Regions from separate parts of the Homo sapiens genome. Here regions 2 and 3 are each linked to region 1. A link is a contact called in ENCODE Hi-C or POLR2A ChIA-PET data. All regions are on one chromosome and are shown on one strand. Each heading gives the region's core, a stretch centred on a gene start or an enhancer-like site at or near the end of the contact. The rest is flanking DNA. Distances are from core to core; before and after follow the strand shown. Region 1 holds the start of RBM27 (RNA binding motif protein 27). Region 2 holds the start of HNRNPA0 (heterogeneous nuclear ribonucleoprotein A0). Region 3 holds the start of CDC25C (cell division cycle 25C).

Region 1 (3,941 bases), core at 548-3,047:
ACGCCCGTCCCATGCCCGGTTAATTTTTGTATCTTTAGTAGAGACGGGGTTTCACCATGTTGGCCAAGCTTGTCTGGAACTCCTGACCTCAGGTGATCCACCCGTCTGGGCCTCCCAAAGTGCTGGGATTACAGGCATGAGTCACCGTGCCAAGCCCCCCCTTTTTTTTTTGAGATGGAGTTTCTTTGGCTCTTGTCACGATCTTGGCTCACTGCAACCTCTGCCTCCTGGGTTCAAGCGATTCCCCTGCCTCAGTCTCCCGAGTACCTGGGATTGCAGGCGTGTGCCACCATGCCTGGCAAATTTTGTATTTTTAGTAGAGACTGGTTTCACCATGTTGGTCAGGCTGGTCTGGAACTCCTGACCTCAGGTGATCCACCCGCCTTGGCCTCCCAAAATGCTGGGATTACAGGTGTGAGGCACCGCGCCCAGCCTGGCCTACATTTTTAAATGGAGAAAAAAATGAAAAGATAATATTTCATGGTATGTGAAAATTATATAAATTTAAAATTTTATATAATTTTAATAAATGTTTGTAATACAGCCACAATCATTCCATTTACATATTGTCCCTGGTTAATTTTAAGCCAAGACATTGTATGACGAGTAGTTGCCATAGATACCTCAAGGCTCACAAAACCAAAATATTTAGTATCTGATCCTTTGCAGAAGTTTGCCTATACCTGTTCTATGTATATATAGGATGTCTGTTTATTTGAGGTTGATCCATTTCTTTTATATGAGGTGCGTGCTCATTAGGTATTTTTCAAAATGTTATTACAATGCATAACCCCATAAACTGTTCATCATCTTAAGAGGAGAAGCTCTGTTTTGCTCAGCATTGGACTCCTAGTGCCTTACTCAGTGCTGGCAATTGCAGGGACTCAGTATATGTTATTGGGTAAACATTTTAACATCAGTGCTAAATCAGTGATTTCAAAACTCCAGAAAGAATTTCTCACCTACTAGAAAGTAAGTTGACTATTTCAGTAGTTTCTAATTTGTCTTAAAAATTTTTTTGTAATCCTTCTTTGCTGATTAAAATTCTCCCTTCCCGTCCCCCAACCACTGAATTTTAGATATACAATGAAAAGATAATTAAAAACAAACTATTGGAGTCATTTTTCTTCCTAAATAAAGCAACATTTATTAATAGTACTAGCAAAATTGAAATGGCCTCAGCCTTTTACATCCGTGCGCCACGTTTTAAAAATGACGATTACTGGATTCCAAGGCATGGTTGTCAGAAACATTCTGCGTAATTAAAGCAGAGCAGCAGAAAATACAAACGTGAGTGCCAATCAACATGAGTGTGTAAAGAAAAAAAGTAAAATTTTGCATTCTGTGCAATGTGTCGAACGTGAACGTATTGCACGTTGTGTTGCAGATTTACTACAGCTGAGTCATTTCGGGACACGAGTGTGTGTTTCCAAGAAAAACGAGAGGAAGGAACCAGGCTGAGGGGCTCGCCGGGTTCCCCCAGGCACTCCCAGCAGCAGACACCGGTATTCCGCGGCGGGCGGCGGCGTGGTCAAAAAAAGGCGCCGCTGCCCCTTTAAGAGGCAAAGCACCTTTTCCAAGATACCATCTTGCACCAGGAGTTCACTTAAGCTCTCCACCTACCTTGCTATATCTCTCCTCCCTGACTGGGTACCGCCTGCCGGCGGGGCGAGCGAGCCTTTTCATTGGTCTTGCCCTCAGGGCCCCCTCTCTCTTACTGGTTCTCAGGCCTGCCACTCGGCACTGTCTCCCGCCCACCTCAGCCTTCGGGCTAGGTTGAGTGAGGGCTCTTGGGTTAGTTCCTGTTAGGCCCCGGCCGGGGGAGTAGGTTGAAGTCTCCTAAGATGCCCGGTGGGCTGGGGCACCGGGAGCTGTGAAGGGAACGTGAGGGGGCGGCGTAGTGGAGACCCACGGCAGGCCTGAAGAAGAGCGGCGGCCGAGCCCGCCTTCCCTGCACCATGCTCATAGAGGATGTGGATGCCCTCAAGTCCTGGCTGGCCAAGTTACTGGAGCCGATGTGAGTGAGCCGGGCTGGGCCGGGGCCGGCGAACGTGGGCGTTGGGGGCTCGCGGGGGCGTGGGGGAGGGGAGGTGGCGTGGGGGGCGGCGCTGAGGGGCCGCGGCCGGGAGGTCCCGGCGACGCCTTCCCTGTAGTACTATCACCATTGTGGTGGGGGTGAGGGTGGGAGAGGAGCGCTGGGGACGGAGAGGCGCCGTGAATATGGGGACTGGGGGGGCAGGCAAGGACAGCGAAGGCTTTTCAAACGCAAATATCGGGGTGCTGGAAGGGGTAGCAGGGGCCGTGAGGGAATTTAAAACATTGCTGTTTGAGAACTGAGAGAGAGGTAACGGGGCTCTTGAGGGATTTTTAAAATGTGAATATTGAGATGTCGAAGGGAATAGCAGAATATCAAGGGTTTGATAAACATTATTATTCCGGGACTGAAAGGTCTAGAAGCAAAATATCGAGGGCATTTTCGAAATATGAGGGCAGAAGCGGATAGCAGGGACATTGAAACTGTATAGCGATTATTGGTAAGTTCTGAGGGATCAAGAATATTGAAGGATTTGAAAAATACTATGGAGTAGATGAAAAGGATGTGTGGGCATTGAAGGGTTTTAGAAATTATTGGGGAGGTGATAAGTGTGATAGCAAGGATATTAAGGGATTTTAAAGTATTATTGAGGGCTTGATAGTGCTAGGGGAACTGATGACTTTTAGATACATAGAGGTTGGAAAAAAGAGGTTTCTGTAAGTTTAGTTGAAGGTTGAAAGGGCTACACTGGTATGCAGCATTAATTGGTGGAGGAGTATACCTAACAGTATGTAGGGATTTTTAGATACAGGTGGTGTTGGAGGAATAAAAGGAGCGGTAGAAAGAATAAGAGATTTGTAAGTATTCTTGTGCCATTGAGAGGACAGTTTTGTAAATGTTTTTGTAAGATTGAGAGGACACCTGAAGATAATTGGGGTGTAGTATGAGGGACCGAAAAGAATGAGAGACCTGTCTTTTAAAAATATTTTGGGTGGTGTTAGTAGAAATGTTATTGGGAGGCTTGAAAGAGGTAACAGATGTATCAACATTTTGTTTTATAACCTTTTTTTTTTGAAACAATGTCTCGCTGTGTCTCCCAGGCTGGAGTGCAGTGGCTGGATTTCGGCTCACTGCAACCTCCGCCTCCCGGGTTCAAGCGATTCTCCTGCCTCAGCCTCCCGAGTAGCTGGAACTACCGGCGCGCGCCACCACGCCCAGCTAATTTTTGTATTTTTAGTAGAGATGGGGTTTCGCCTTGTTGGCGAGGCTGGTCTCGAACTCCTGACTTCAGGTGATCCGCTCGCCTTGGCCTCCCAAAGTGCTGGGATTACAGGCGTGCGCCACTGGACCCGGCCATGTTTGATAACCATTTTAAAGGGTAGAGTTGTGGAGTGCTTATTTGGGGGAATGGGGTATGGCTAGTTACTGGAAGGGAAAGAATCATGTTTTGCCTCCTCCTTGCTTCTGCTTTATTATTCTCTTATTGAAGGTTAGAGCTTTCTGCTTGAAAGAAAGGGGTAGAAGAAGAGATGGGCAGGCTTTGATTCATTAGGTCAGATTGCATTAGTGGAAAATTTGAGTGTTTTTCGGAGGTGAAAATAGGGAGTAGTTTGGGAGGTGTGGAGGCATGGTAAAGGAACTTCTGGGGGACAGTGTCAAGCTACTTCCCTGTTGATCTCTTTCAGTGAAAATGACTGAACACACTTGAAGGTTTTGTAGAAGAATATAGGTCTCTTGAATAGGGGTTTTTTTAACTCCTACAATAAAGTTTTGGGCACAAAGATGGAAATGGTTTGTGGTGAAGGTGGGAAATAAGATGGATGTAATGAAATTGACCATATATGGGAAAAGGTTGAAAAAAGAAAAATATCTGTATGTTTAAAGTATTCTTCATGTGGCTGGGCAC
Region 2 (3,941 bases), core at 934-3,433, 8.4 Mb before region 1:
CCCTTATTTTTAACCATTCATTACAGACAAACCAGTAAGAGGGATGAAACTAGGCCATCTGAAAAATTTTAAACAGTTTATATGAATGACATGCTTAACACAAACTATATAGAACTACACAGTACACAGTTTGAAGTAAATTGTCATAGAAATGACCAACCATGTCAAGATGATAAACAATTCGCTTAGTACAAGAGATGGATGCACAGAAACTTAAGAGTTTAAAAAGCCACATCCACCACTTCAAAAGTTTTGCCTGTAAGGGATATAATTCAACACGCAACTAGCAGGGCAACAGGAGAGGGGAAAAAAACCACAGGACCTCTTAAGTTTCTCTAAGTACACATCAAGAATAAAGAATTAACACGTAAAGTCTTAAACAAATATCCCTTAAAAAACGGTACGGAATGGATCCTAGAAAAAAAATGTTAGACATGTACGGTCAAACACAATGATTTATTAAAAATAAAACGTAAAAATGATTTTTGTACATATGCTTCCAAATTTCAGGCATGGGATCCAAGTAGATTTCATAGAAAACGCTGTAGCCAGGTTATCAAGTCCTTACAACAAAGTAAACTACCCCCCACCCCAACCCCCACCCAGGTTTTGCTACAGAATCAGCAAGTTCACTCCCTCCCTCCCCCCAAAAAACACAAATTAAAACAAGACATTTTGCTAGTATAAAAACGACCAAGGTCCAAGTAATAATAAAAAAATAGAGTCCATCAATGACTGTAACACAAAAATGTGTATGTGGGGCCGAGTCCATCTTCAGAGGGAGAGACAAGAGAGGTGGCAGGCAAATAGAGGAACACCCCCAAGGGTAAGCAGCCTTAGAAGTGGCTCCCCCAAGGGCAAAACAGGGAAGGCGGTGTGTGTGAGGGGGTGGGGCTTAGGAGTTGACCCCACTTGGGCTGTTGGAAAGAGCTACCCCTATAGCCACTCCCAGGCATTTTAAATTTTCTTTTAGAAGGAGCTGCCTCCATAGCCACCCCCACCGCCATAGCCGCCTCTGTAAGGTCCACTATTACTGCGACCGCCCCAGCTACTGCCTCCACCGCCGCCGCCGCCGCCGCTCTTCATGGGCCCATAGGAGGACTGATGCTGGCTGTAGCTGCCGAAGCCGCCGAAGCCGTTACCGTAGTCGCTCCCACCGTAGGACGAACCGCCGCCGCCGCCTCCGTAGGCATTGTAGCCGCCGCCTCCGCCGCCGCCGTAACCACCGTAGCTGTTGTAACCGCCGCCGCCGCCCTTGGAAAGGCCGTTCTGGTCTCGACCACCGCCGCGCCCCCGGCCGCCTCGGCCGCCCCGGGAGGATCGGGAGCCGCCTCCACCCCCACCGGAGTAGATATCCTCCTTGGGGACTGCTTTCTTCACCTCCACGCGATGGCCCTGAATCGGATGGAACTTGACCACCGCGGCCTTGTCTGCCGCGTCGTGATTCTGGAAATACACGAAGCCGAATCCACGCTTCTTGCCGGACTGCTTGTCGGCAATAATCTCGGCCTTTTCCACGGTGCCAAACTGCGAGAAGTGCTCGATCAGGTCGCCCTCAGCCACGTCTCCTTTAAGGCCTCCGACAAAGAGCTTCTTAACCTTGGCGTGGGCACCGGGCCGCGCCGAATCCTCCCGGGACACCGCCCGCTTCAGCTCCACAGTGTTGCCGTCCACGGCATGGGGCGAGGCGGCCATGGCGGCGTCCGCCTCCTCCACATTGGAGTAGGTCACGAAGCCAAAGCAACGGGAGCGCTTGGTCTGGGGATTCACCACCACCACGCAGTCCGTCAGAGTCCCAAAGGCCTCAAAGTGGCCGCGCAGGCCCGACTCACTCGTCTGCACATTGAGGCCGCCGATGAACAGCTTACACAACTGAGAATTCTCCATCTCCAAGGCCCGGGCCTTGCCCCCGCCCTGCGAGCTCCGAGGTTTCGCCGTCGCCGCCGTTATCGTTGGTTAAGGCCTCTACACAGCTTGGGCCCAGCCGTTGCTGGAGCCACCCCCGCCGCTCACCGACGGGGAAGGGAAAAAGGGAAGGGGAGGGAAGGAAGGAAGAGAGGAAGGGGGAGGGAAGGGGAGCGGTGCCGGCTAAAGGGCGAGCCGAGGAGACTGGAAGACAACCAAGGCCACCGCTACCGCCGCCGCCGCCACCTCCGCTCCCCTATCTGGGCACCACACAAAGAGGCCGCTGAACGCGCGCGCACCCTCCCCGAGGCGTGCGTCACCGCCGACGTACGGCAGCCTAGGGCTACCAGCCAATCCCCGCCTCGCTCCCCTTAATCCCGCCTACCGCGCCGCAGCGCCGCTCTAGATCACGGACTCCCCGCCCTCCGCGGTCTATTCAAGCCCGCGGCCTGTGCCGCTCCCGCTTCCGCTTCTGCCAGCCCACTTTCATTCCCGAGCGCCCCACTGTCCCTTGACATGGGTCCCTCCCTGCCCTCCGCGCACCACCGCGATTCATTTCCTCCTAGCACCGCGGCTGTTCCCAGTGTTTCTCCCCCTCCCCTTTACTCATCCCCTCGCCCAACTCCGCAGTGGCGTTCGCGCCAGCCCCTTGAGAGACATCTGAGTTCAGCCAATCACCGTGATCCCCTCGCACCCACTTCCGTTTTCGGCAGCTGTTGGACGGGCGCGCTCCCCGGTGCGCGCTTGCCCCGGCGCCCCCGGCGTGCAGAGCCGGCCTACCACCCCCGCGCCTTCTCCCGCCCAGGGCTTTGCCGGGGAGAGAGCAGGGGGCGCGCTGGGGGCCATTCCCAACGGATGCGGTCTGGGGCGCCACGCGCGGGCTTTTTGAAAACTTGACTGTTGGGGTTGGGGGCCCGGATCTACCCGCCGCCTCTCCGCTTGTCCGCTACACCTGGCGTCCCCGCCCCACCTCCCGCCCGCACAAAGATGGAGGGCAGAGGCCTGGTCCACGAAGGCGGTTATTAACCGTTTACAGTGGGCCCGACGTGCGGTTAAACTAAAACTTTGCCACGTGGCCCTGCGCAAAAGCGAGCCCGAGGCGGCGGTGTGAAAGACAACAGGGAACCAAAAGAACTTCAGACATTAGGAACCAGACGAGGCGCGACATCCCTGCCTCCCTGCCACCCTCCCGCCCTCCTTGAAGCCCTCCCACGATGCCCTCTCAGAGGAGGCCCTTTCAGGTCCCCTTGGCACACTCCAGCAGACATTTTCATTTAACCTCAGTGAATGGTTTTTTATGTGTAATTTACATCATCTATGTGTTGCTTTCTTTGAACTAGAATGTTAGCTTTTTTGTTGTTGTTGAGATGGAGTTTCACTCTTGTTGCCCAGGCTGTAGTGCACTGGCGCAATCTCGGCTCAGCAACCTCCGCCTCCTGGGTTCAAGCTGTTCTCCTGCCTCAGCCTCCTGAGTAGCTGAGATTACAGGCGCCCACCACCACACCCGGCTAATTTTTGTATTTTAGCAGAGATGGGGTTTCACCATGTTGGTCAGACTGGTCTCAAACTCCTGACCTTAGGTGATCCATCTGCCTCGGCCTCCCAAAGTGCTGGGTTACAGGCGTGAGCCACCGCGCCTGGCCTAGAATGTTAACTTTGCTTTTTTTTTTTTTTTTTTGAGACGGAGTCTTGCCTAAGCTGGAATGCAATGGCACGATCTTGGTTCACTGCAACCTCCACCTCCCGGGTTCAAGCGATTCTCCTGCCTCAGCCTCCCAAGTAGCTGGGACTACAGGCGGGCACCACCACACCTGGCTAATGTTTGTATTTTTAGTGGAGACGGGATTTCACCATGTTGGTCAGGATGGTCTCAAACTCGTGACCTAGTGATCTGCCCGCCTCGGCCTCCCAAAAGTAGAATGTTAGCTTTTTAAAGATGTTGGGTTAGACGAATGTTTTACAGAGAGAGAGATCATATACCCCTAAGTTACTGCTTTTAGTGCCCTCACTCAGATGGGAATGGAAGAAAATTACAA
Region 3 (3,941 bases), core at 754-3,253, 7.9 Mb before region 1:
GCTCACTGCAACCTCCGCCTCCCGGGTTCAAGCGATTCTCCTGCCTCAGCCTCCCAAATAGCTGGGATCACAGGCGCCTGCCACCACGCCCAGCTAATTTTTGTATTTGTAGTAGAGATGGGGCTTCACCATGTCAGCCAGGCTGGTCTTAAACTCCTAACCTCAGGTGATCCACCCACCTCGGCCTTCCAAAGTGCTGGGATTACAGGTGTGAGCCACAACGCCTGGCCAAGCCTGTTCATTTGAAACACCCCTTAATGACTATCAGATCATCTGAACAGTGTCCAAATAAATCTAATTGCTTTTGGGAAATATATCAGACTGGGCTGAGAAAAATCTCCCACTACCATAATCTGTACTTTATTTTCTCCTTACCAACATACTGAAACAGATAATTTTTTTTTTTTTAAATGAGGCCCAGAGTTTATTGGCCGAGGGGGATCTTGACTCCACATTCCCGGTCCTGAGCACTATGAACACAGGCTTGATTTCTCCCTGGGGTCCCTAGTTTTTCTCAGGTACTACTTCTCTTTGCTAGTTGAGACATGGTATGATCAGAATTCAAAGTACAACTGCAATAACACTAATATTAATACTAATAAAGTGACCGACTCGTAATGCAGCGGTTTTCAAAGACTTTTCCCAGTTATCACATCATTTGATTCTCACAAGATCCTAGTAAGATAGGAAGCGATTATTATTTCTTTGTCTTTTCTTTTCTTTTTGAGATAGAGTCTCACTCTGTTTCCCAGGCTGAAGTGCAGTGAGGCGATCTTGGCTAACTGCAGCCTCCACCTCCCGGGCTCAAGCAATCCTCCCACCTCAGCCTCCCGAGTTGCTGGGACTATAGGTGCACACCACCACACTCAGCTAACTTTTAATATTTTTTGTAGAGACGGCGTCTTGCCATGTTGCCCAGGCTGGTCTTGAACTCCTAGACTCAGGCGATCCGCCCTCCTTGGCCTCCCAAAGTGCGGAGATTACAGGCATGAGCCACCTCGCCTGGCTGAGATTATTTCTTGTCACAGAAAAGAAGGTGAGACTCAAAAGGGTTACACAGTCAAGGGCAGAGTTGAGACTTAAAGCCTGACCTTTGAGCCGGGATAATTGAAAACAAACCAACAAACAAACCCAACTGTTTGGAAATAGCAAAGGCAATACAGTGTAAAAATAAAAGTATATTTACCCAGACAAAATGCTTAGGTTTGCAGAATCACCAAGAAATTTGCCCACTGGAGTTCTAGGGACATCTGGACAGACGGTAAAGGAAGTGTCTCTCTCCAGGAGCAGGTTTAACATTTTCCTTTGATTAGACCTAAAACTGGGTCCTGAGCCAGAGCTTCCTTCCTCTCTTGTGGATGAGAAGAGTTCCGTAGACATGGTCTTCGAATTCTCACCAGGAGAAAAACAAAACCTAGCTAGGAGGAAAACGTCATCTAAATCGGTACATCACAGTTCCCTCAGCTTTCCTAAACTCCTCCACCCTTTCCAGCCAGGCGAATCAACACTGGAAGAGGGGCAACCCCGAAGGGTGATTCACAGCCTGGCTTAAGGTTAGAACCTGAATTCACCGACGAGAGGCAACCTTAGGACCTTAAAGATGGAATGAAGAGAGGATTTTGACTTGTTCCACGCCACACAGCTCGAGACTCCTGACTAGAAAGAACCCGGGTCTCGTAACTCGCGATAGTCCCCATTCGGCCCTCCCAACCTCTGTCTGTGGGGGCCCGACTGGACCCTAAGGGGGACAATGGGGTCTCCGTGATTCCGTGGCGGAGACGGCTGCGGACTTACCTCAAGCCTGGAGTCTGAGGCTTGCCTACAAGAGGAGAGAAAGTAGATAGGGATCGGACACAGGCGAAGACTTGAGCAGAATGAAAGGAAATCTAGGGGAAAGGAGGTAGTTAACTAGATTGCAGCTCTGCCTTCCGACTGGGTAGGCCAACGTCGGACTCAGAGTCTTCCCTGAGCAGAAGGCCAAAGTTACGGCCTCTGAGCAAGAATATCAACAGCCGCAGGCGTTGACCATTCAAACCTTCCGCCAGCCCAGTAACCTATCCCCGCTCGCCTCTAAGCTGCGTCAGCCAATCTCCGCGCGCGCGCCCAGGGCCTCATGGCCTATCGTTGGGCTCGCAGATCACCTGGGGGCGTGTGCTTGCTCTGGAAATGGTAAGACTTGCCCCGCCCCATAGCCAGAGCAGGATAGTGTTTGGCCCACCAGCGTTAGGCAGGCTGCGGGGTAAGCTCCGCCTCACGGGGAGCCTGGCGCATCATTGGCTCTCCCTCTCACCAATCTCCACACCCTTTCTGTTTTCCTCGTTCCCTCAGCCCCACGAACCCCGGGAGATTTAAACCGCGCCTTACTAGTGATGTCCATTCACTAGGGTAATACTAGGAGAGATTATTTTGGGTGGAGGGTGTTGTAAGCGTTTCATTTTCTTCGCTTCTTTCTCGTGCCGTTTTCGCGGACGTTTTCTTCTAAGTTTTGCTGGCCTTCCACGGGAGATGGAGCGTTTGCTGCCGGCGTGGCAAGTGTTGGGGCGAGACGGGTGTGTGTGTTTATGCTGAGAGGCATTAGCCCCTTCCAAGAGCTTTGTTTGGTGTTTCTTTTAGTGTGCAGCATCTCAGAGACTCTAGCTCACGTGGGTAAAAAGAAATTCCGTTGCAGGGAAAGTGGAGGAATTAAATCATCTTGGTATAATCCTTATCGCAATCCAGAGGACCTCAAAGATTGGTTATTAATGAAAATTTGAACATTGACGAGGTGATATTTATAAATTATTGGCCGGACGCGTTGGCCCACACCTGTAATCCCAGCACTTTGGGAGGCCGAGGCGGGCAGATTACATGAGGTCAGGGGTTCAAAACCAGCCTGGCCAACATGATGAAACCCCGTCTCTACTAAAAATACAAAATTTAGCCGGTTGTGGTGGCACACACCTGTAATCCCAGCTACTTGGGAGGCTGAGGCATGAGAACTGCTTGAACTCGGGAGACAGAGGTTGCGCCACTGCACTCCAGCCTGGGCATTAGAGTGAAACAAACAAAAAGACATTCCTAATGTTAGGGATTTGCTTTTAAATAATCCTGTGCTGGGGGAAGGTATTGATGATACAAGATTGACCCTGACTGTTGAGTGATGGGGGCAGGAGGGTCCATCATATCTGTGCTTCTCAAGGTTTAATTTGCACACTAACCACCTGAGGACCTGCTAAATGCAGATTCTGATTCGGGATGTCTGGGTTGCGGTTGCGGCCCAAGATTCTGCCCTTCTAACAAGCCCCCAGCTGATGGTGAGGTAGCTGGTCCTACGACCATACTTTGCGTGGTAAGGTATTACCCCATACTTCTTACTTCAATGTATATTTGAAAATTTCCATAATAAAAATGTTCAAAATAACCTTGGAAGCTCTTTAAGATGTAGGCTCCAAAAACGATAATTCGATAGGTCTAAAGTGGGGTCATTATCAAGGCCCCCAGGTGCTACCCATGCAGACGGCTTGCAGATCATGCTTTGAGAAACAAAAGTCAAAATGCAACTTGTGTCTGTTGTCAGGATCTTGGTGGTGGTAGTGGCTGAGAGGCACAGTGTAGCCAGCTGGTTTTTATCCTAATACCCTTTTCATCTGCAGAACCTGCTTCCCCAGAAAGGAGATGTGTGAAGATTCTTTGTCCTCTAGGATACAGACAGTGAGTGTAGGAGTTAGCACAGAACCTTGCTATGCCAGGTGAGTTTGAAAATCAGGCTGGGGATTAAGGGAGTGTGGGATGAGTTGTTATCTGCTTTGACGACTACAGTATAATCACACTTTGTGGGAAATTGTATACTTCCCTGCAGGTGGGAAGTAGAGACAAAGTTATTCTCTATTGGTGGCAAAAGCAGATAGATTATGGCAAGTGCACACCTGGCTACCAGTGCTTTCTGCACCAGGTCCTCAAGT

The links. A loop is a pair of places that touch in the nucleus more often than their neighbours do. ChIA-PET counts read pairs that join two places held with the same protein, here RNA polymerase II (POLR2A). Pooled maps may share reads with other maps.
Region 2: a map of CD4-positive, alpha-beta T cell shows a loop between it and region 1 (19-fold over the local background). The contact joins the promoter of HNRNPA0 here to the promoter of RBM27 in region 1. A Hi-C loop is called at or near these places in 4 of 168 maps with a recorded cell type or tissue (CD4-positive, alpha-beta T cell, CD4-positive, alpha-beta memory T cell, gastrocnemius medialis and 1 more) and 6 of 50 pooled maps.
Region 3: a map of naive thymus-derived CD4-positive, alpha-beta T cell shows a loop between it and region 1 (32-fold over the local background). The contact joins the promoter of CDC25C here to the promoter of RBM27 in region 1. A Hi-C loop is called at or near these places in 1 of 168 maps with a recorded cell type or tissue (naive thymus-derived CD4-positive, alpha-beta T cell) and 7 of 50 pooled maps. POLR2A ChIA-PET finds 5 or more read pairs at or near these places in 1 of 52 experiments (PC-9).

What each region holds. Positions count from the first base shown.
Region 1 is chr5:146,201,808-146,205,748 of GRCh38, forward strand. RBM27 (RNA binding motif protein 27) reads left to right here and starts at 1,798. Exons shown (of 21, transcript NM_018989.2): 1 at 1,798-2,017. The coding sequence starts at 1,959. It overlaps RBM27-POU4F3 (RBM27-POU4F3 readthrough), which reads left to right and starts at 1,798. Exons shown (of 20, transcript NM_001414499.1): 1 at 1,798-2,017. The coding sequence starts at 1,959. RefSeq lists enhancers at 1,234-1,383, 1,854-2,013.
Region 2 is chr5:137,752,180-137,756,120 of GRCh38, forward strand. HNRNPA0 (heterogeneous nuclear ribonucleoprotein A0) reads right to left here and starts at 2,184. Exons shown (of 1, transcript NM_006805.4): 1 at 1-2,184. The coding sequence starts at 1,887. The coding sequence ends at 970. RefSeq lists enhancers at 843-1,534, 944-1,103, 1,614-1,963, 2,225-2,916 and a silencer at 2,544-2,903.
Region 3 is chr5:138,329,801-138,333,741 of GRCh38, forward strand. It overlaps CDC25C (cell division cycle 25C), which reads right to left and starts at 2,004. Exons shown (of 14, transcript NM_001790.5): 1 at 1,795-2,004; 2 at 1,187-1,418. The coding sequence starts at 1,380. LOC100128966 (a long non-coding RNA gene) reads left to right here and starts at 2,305. Exons shown (of 4, transcript NR_146628.1): 1 at 2,305-2,385; 2 at 3,633-3,728. RefSeq lists enhancers at 1,162-2,115, 1,827-1,956, 1,967-2,016 and a silencer at 2,067-2,326.